Linked DNA regions of Homo sapiens: region 1 is linked to region 2. Evidence: read pairs that join two places in POLR2A ChIA-PET (ENCODE). Cell type or tissue: K562. All regions are shown on one strand. Each heading gives the region's core, and the rest is flanking DNA. Links, peaks and the distances in the headings are about the cores only. Region 1 holds the start of USH1G (USH1 protein network component sans). Region 2 overlaps FDXR (ferredoxin reductase).

The links. ChIA-PET counts read pairs that join two places held together with the same protein. Peaks named below come from ENCODE experiments on the same cell type or tissue, not always from the same donor. Only the 100,000 strongest peaks of a DNase experiment are listed, where the experiment ranks them.
Region 1: POLR2A ChIA-PET joins it to region 2 with 5 read pairs; 14 of 35 experiments call an interaction of 5 or more read pairs at or near these places.

The regions. Positions count from the first base shown.
Region 1 is chr17:74,922,129-74,925,021 of GRCh38, forward strand. USH1G (USH1 protein network component sans) reads right to left here and starts at 1,127. Exons shown (of 3, transcript NM_173477.5): 1 at 782-1,127. The coding sequence starts at 945. It overlaps OTOP2 (otopetrin 2), which reads left to right and starts at 2,145. Exons shown (of 7, transcript NM_178160.3): 1 at 2,145-2,205; 2 at 2,472-2,817. The coding sequence starts at 2,505. RefSeq lists a silencer at 2,081-2,264. In K562, for the core only: a CTCF peak has its summit at 1,563 (motif pointing right); DNase peaks (open chromatin) are centred at 1,193, 1,573 and 2,504; H3K4me3 peaks cover 1,850 bases; H3K27me3 peaks cover 882 bases.
Region 2 is chr17:74,867,018-74,869,910 of GRCh38, forward strand. The region is part of intron 2 of FDXR (ferredoxin reductase); the gene reads right to left. Among named protein-coding and RNA genes, the nearest start is that of FDXR, 4.5 kb to the right of the region's middle. In K562, for the core only: no CTCF peak of the experiment used is centred there; a DNase peak (open chromatin) is centred at 1,594; H3K4me3 peaks cover 275 bases.

The DNA of each region.
Region 1 (2,893 bases), core at 131-2,630, 55 kb after region 2:
TCATTTGACTTTAGCCCCAAGGAACCCATATCAGTGGCTCTGGTCCTGGAGGTGGCTCAACTGCCACCTCCAGGCCCCTTCCCTGGCACTGACACCTGCACTGTATGCCCACCCCCCCACCCAGGACAACTCCAAAGGGAGGGGGAGGGAAGAGAAGCCCCTTCAGGGTGACCACATCACAGCCTCCACCATTGCTTAGCTGTGCCCGGCTGTGGGGGAGGGACTTGGAGAGAGTTAATGGAGTGGCTGAATCAGTGACATTTGGCGCCCTGGACAGTGTCCATAAATCCCCAAAATGAGCAGGTTGAGGGCAAGCGCTGTGTGACACCAGCCTGCCGGAGAACGTGGGTGCTGGCTGGCAGAGCCCTTTGGATCAAGGCTGGAGAGTGGGCAGTGGAGACCCCTCCCTTTCTAGCCCCCACTGCTGGCCCCTCGAGACTTCCTAACCTTCTCTCCGAGTCTCACTATCCCCTCACTCTTGCTTCCAGGGGGACCCCAGCCAGGGGATCTCTCCCACCTTCCCCTCACTCTGCAGCAACCCCCCATAATCAGGAACCCCCAAATCCCGGTTTCTCCCCTCCTAGCCCCAGATCCAGGTCACAAGTGTTAACAAGTGTCAGATGCCTCCGCTTGGGTCCCCTCAACATGTGTCTCTCCCACAAACGCCAGGGTCTAAGGGTCCGCCTGTCTGCAGGGGAAGGAGGCAGCTCAGAGGAGTGGTGGACGAGGAAGTTTGGGGTGGTCTCAGGGGCCTCAAGGGCACTGGGTGGGGCGTACTCACCCGCGGCTCACAATGAGACGCAGCGACTCGAGGTTGCCATGGTAGGCAGCCCAGAGAGTGGGGGTCATGCCATCCTCGTCGGGGGCATTCAGCTCCTTTCGGGTGGCCTCCTTGAGGAGCTCCAGGTAGCCATCCCGGGCTGCCCGGTGGTACTGGTCGTTCATGGCGCCCGAAGTGGACGGGGCGGGCGGGGGACACGGAGAAAGGCCCCCCGCAGGGGAGGGCGGCGGTATTAGGGCTGAGGCATGAGGTTGGAGGACGGGGCCGGGCAGGGGCCGGGGCCGCCAGCCCCCGCTGCCGCAGACGGAGGGTGCGGAGCGCCAGAGCCGCGACTACCAAGACATCTGAAACGCTCACCCGGGGGCGGGGGCGGAGGGGGCGGGGGACGAAATCTCCCGCTGTCCAGGGAGCCGCCCCCGGTCTTCCCCTGGGTCCTAAACACCCTGCATGCACCTCAATACACGAGGGTGACCCACGCAAGGCCCTGTCCTCCTCTTCAAAAGTGCCCACCCCGGGGCCGCGCACTGTGACGCCCAGTCCGGGGACAGTCAGAGATCTGTCCTCACTAGAGCCTGGGGCGCTGTGGCTCCGTATTTCTCCACCTGTCAGTGGAACGAACCGAGAGCTGGGGAGGGGTGCCGGAGGGCGGGGTGGGGGAGCCGTCCTGAGCCCCAGGACAGTGGACCTAAGAAGGGGCACCGTGACCGACCGCGGTTCGGTCAGCGAGTGGGACGGGCCAGGCCGCCGCCGCCTGAACGGAGTCCCTCGACCGCACTCCAGCAGGGGGCGCTGGAGGACTGGCAGCGGCTCCGCGTGCCGCGTGGAACTTCGCACCCAAGCCCCGGAGTCCAACGGAGCGCGGGCCGGCGGCGGGGGCGGGCAGGGCGGTGGGATAGAGGAAAGGGGAGCTTGGATCACTGCGAGGACCGTGGGGGAGAGGGGAACTGGGGTTGCCATCCCAGGCAGGAGCACAGGAGCACAGGATTCAGGGTGCGCCGCGGCTGGAGGGCGTCAGGGTGCCCGCAGGCTTTTTGGACGTCTCTTGAGCTTAGCTCTCGGGGCTCTGGGCGCCTGGAATGCTGCGCGCCAGGGCGCGGTGGGCACCAGGGGCGGGGTGCCCTCTAGGTGCCGCAGTGCGGGGCCGCGCCCGAGCCTGGCCGCACCGGGGTGACGGAGTGGGGTCGCCTCTCAAAGGGTAAATATGAATCTTGCCTTATCTGGCTCCAGCGGGCTCTTCCCTAAATTCACCTTGGAGAAAGATGGATCATGTGAGCGGGACTGAGAGCTTTATGGAGCCAAACTCCCGCAGCTGTAAATCACCCTGTCCTCCTGGGTATAAAGCGCCTGTCCATCTCGGCGTGGGAGAGAGGAGACGCTCGCCGTCCCCTGACCCCCAGCTCAGCGCCGGCTCCAAGCCCAGCCAGGTGGGTGCCCCGGGCCGGAGGGCAGTCGGACTTGGGGAGTGGGGACCTTGGAGGGGTCCAACCGGGTGCTGCCGCTTCTCCTTTCTTCCCATCCAGCGAGAGGGGCAGGTTCCGCATTTTCTCTTCCCCTTTCCCAGCGCTTCCTCCAGCACCCGAAGCCCCAACCCTGCGGGTCAGGAACTCCCTAGTCCCCAAGTCTAGGGATGAGATGGGGGAAGGAGAGCCGTCAGGGTTGACCTGGAGTTTTGTCCGCTCCTCCCCTACAGTGATCCCTCTAGCCTTCTCCAGTCGCCTCCGCCATGTCCGAGGAGCTGGCCCAGGGCCCCAAGGAGAGCCCCCCGGCGCCGCGTGCGGGCCCCAGGGAGGTGTGGAAGAAGGGTGGCCGCCTGCTGTCGGTGCTGCTGGCGGTGAACGTGCTGCTCCTCGCCTGCACGCTCATCAGCGGCGGAGCCTTCAACAAGGTGGCCGTGTACGACACCGACGTGTTCGCGCTGCTCACTGCGATGATGCTGCTGGCAACGCTCTGGATCCTCTTCTACCTCCTCCGAACCGTGCGCTGCCCCTGCGCGGTACCCTACCGGGACGCGCACGCTGGCCCCATCTGGCTCCGAGGTGCCAGGGGAGGTGGGGGCGAGGTAGGGTGGGCACAACAGGGAGCTGCAGGCTAGGGCTCTCGCAGGAGTTGCAG
Region 2 (2,893 bases), core at 228-2,727:
AGAGCACTCACTCCTTGGGTGGCTCGCGCCTGTCAGCCCAGCACTTTGGGAGGCTGAGGCAGGTGGATAACCTGAGGTCAGGAGTTCGAGACCAGCCTGACCAACATGGTGAAACCCTGTCTCTACTAAAAATACAAAGATTAGCTGAGCGTGGTGGTAGGCACCTGCAATCCCAGCTACTTGGGAGGCTGAGGCAGGAGAACCGCTTGAACCCAGGAGGCAGAGGTTGCAGTGAGCGAAGATCGCGCCATTGCACTCCAGCCTGGGTGACAGAGCAAGACTCTGTCTCAAAAAAAAAAAAAAAAAAAAAAAAAAAGACGACGACGGCCGGCCCTCAGAGATGGGGAGAAATGTGGCCAGCTGACAAGGCCGTGGCTTCCCCCGACTGGAATTATATCAGGGCGGCTTCTTTATCTTCTCAGGTCAAGCACAACCCACAGCCCTGGCCTCCAACCCTTCGACACTTGGGACCCTCAGGTCCCAGCCAGTCTGAGGACCTGAGGGCCACCCTCTGAATTCACAGGTGCCTTAGCTCTAGTGCCCAGGACCATGCTCTGGGGAAAGGGGAGCAGCAGGACAGGGAGGGGGCACGGCTGGGAATTCACGGGAAAGAGAGGTGGAAATGGGCCTGCTCCCACTCTTAGAAAGACAGTCTCAGGCACTGGTTCTGCATGACCGCCTTCCCAGGGCACCTTGAGAGGCCGTGTGAAAGGCACAGGGTCGGGGGTCCAGCAGGCAAGTCTGGTATGGCTCTGCCACCAACCAGCCACATGATCCCAGCAAGTCCCAGGGCCTCCCCAAGTCTCAGTCTCCCCCTCTGCACACTAGGATGGATGACAGCTCTCTCTCATGGCTGCTGGAAAGCACCAGGAGGTCAGGATGGTGAGACTCTGGGCCACAGGCCGGTTAGCAGTAAAGCAGTCAGGGGTCCCACAGCTGACACGCCCAGCCCCCCATCCTATCTTAGGTCCCCGCTATGACACCTCCAGCTTCACTGGGACTCAAGGCAAAGAAGCCCCTGCCCATCAGTCTCCCTACCCCCAACAAAGGCTCCCACCCACCTCTTCGCCTTTGCCCAAATCCCCCCTTCCCCTCCACTCCCCTGCCTGCACCCAAGTCCACCCTCCCCCACCTCCTGCCTCTCTCCATCCCAGGCCAGCCACAGGGGGCTACCCAAACCACCTCCCTCAAGCCCCACGATGTTGTACCCACAAAGCGCTCTGGGCTTGGAGTCAAACAGGTAGCCTTGGATGCCAGTCCCAGCTCTAGCACTAGCTGGCTCTGTGCACTGGGGAAAGTTTCTTCTCTGTCCAAAAGAAGAGCCCTGTGGTGTCCTGCTCAAGGTTAAATGAGTAATCAGGCAGCCCGGGGTGCAACCTACTCTGAGTGTTCAATCAAGAAGAGAGCTATCATTACTATTCTGTTGTTGTATGTCACTGCCTTGCTCAAAAATCTTCGCTGGGGCCCAGTGCCACAGCATAAAGTTCAAACTGCTCGGCCTAGAGGTCAACACCTCACCCAACCAACCTCTCTGTCCTTATCTTCCATTCTTTCCTGCGACAGATCCTTCACTCTGGGTCACGATGTCCTCTCCAGGGCCACCTCCGGAACGCTAAGTCTGCCGGATGTTCTTACCCCTTATCTCTCGTGGCTGACCTCATCTTCCAGGTTTCCTCCTTCCTTCCTTCCCTCCCTCCTGTCCCTCTAGCTGCTCCCCGCTAACAAGGACATTCTCTGAGGTTCTTCCGATTGGCCCCCCTCCCTCCTCCCTGAGGATTTAACCCACTCCCTCCTGCGACCCCAAATTCCCCTGAACTTGCTGATGACTTTCTACTCTCTCTCTCCTGCCCAGACATCTCCCCAAGCTCCAAACCTGAGACCCTTGGATGTCCCACCCCAGACATCTCAAATCCATCCAGTTTCAAGCCAAGTCCCCTTGCCCCAAACCGCTCCCCACTTCTGCTCCTGTTCCCTCGACCCCATCCACTCAGAGCCCAAGCTGGAACCTGGGGCTCCTCCCTGACCCCCGACCTGATCCCATCAATCCCCCATCCTCCCAGTCCTCTTCCTCACTACAACCCCAGCAGCTCCCCACTGCTATCTGGCCACCAGCCCTGCCTGGACCTACGCTGCAGGCAGAGGGGGCATCCTGAAGGAAAACAGCAGCCCGAAAACTCTCCAGTGAAGCCAACCATCTACAGCTGTGGGCACAAGAATCCTTCGGGGTGTTTAACATTGCTGACTCTTGGGCCCAGCCACAGAGTTTGATTAGGTCCAAGTTAGGCCCAGGAATGTGCATTTTGATAAGATGCCCCGGGAGACTCTGATCAGGGAAGAGGAGGCAGCTGTGGACACCTCCCAGCGAAACCTGCCTCCAGAGCCTGGTCAATGGCTTCCAAGCCCCCCAGGATCTGGGTCCTACCTACCTCTCAGCCTCGGCTCTCACCTCCTCACGCCTTACTGCACACAGGCACCTTCCAGAACTTGCCCTTTCCCCAGAGAGCCATTCTCTTCCTCTTTGTTCACGCAGTTCTCTGTGCCTGGGACACTCCTGCTATTGTCCCCCAACCTGACATCTACTGTCCTTCAGACTGCAATTGGGACATCTCTCCCTCCAGACTGGGCATGGACCCCCTCCCCGCACCCCAGTCTCTGTGCTTATAGCCGTCAGAGCCCTAAAATACCTTGTAAATTATCCACCTGTCCCCTCCACATTCGAATGTCAGGTCCTCGAGCACAGGGACCACGTCTGTCCTGTTCACCCCCATGTTCCCAGTAAAGCCTGCGCCCAGAACATGTTACGTCCAGTAAATGATTACTGAATGGATTAACATGGATGGCCTCACATGGAGCTGCCTTCGCTCAGATCCCAGTGCCATCCCTGCTCCACGGT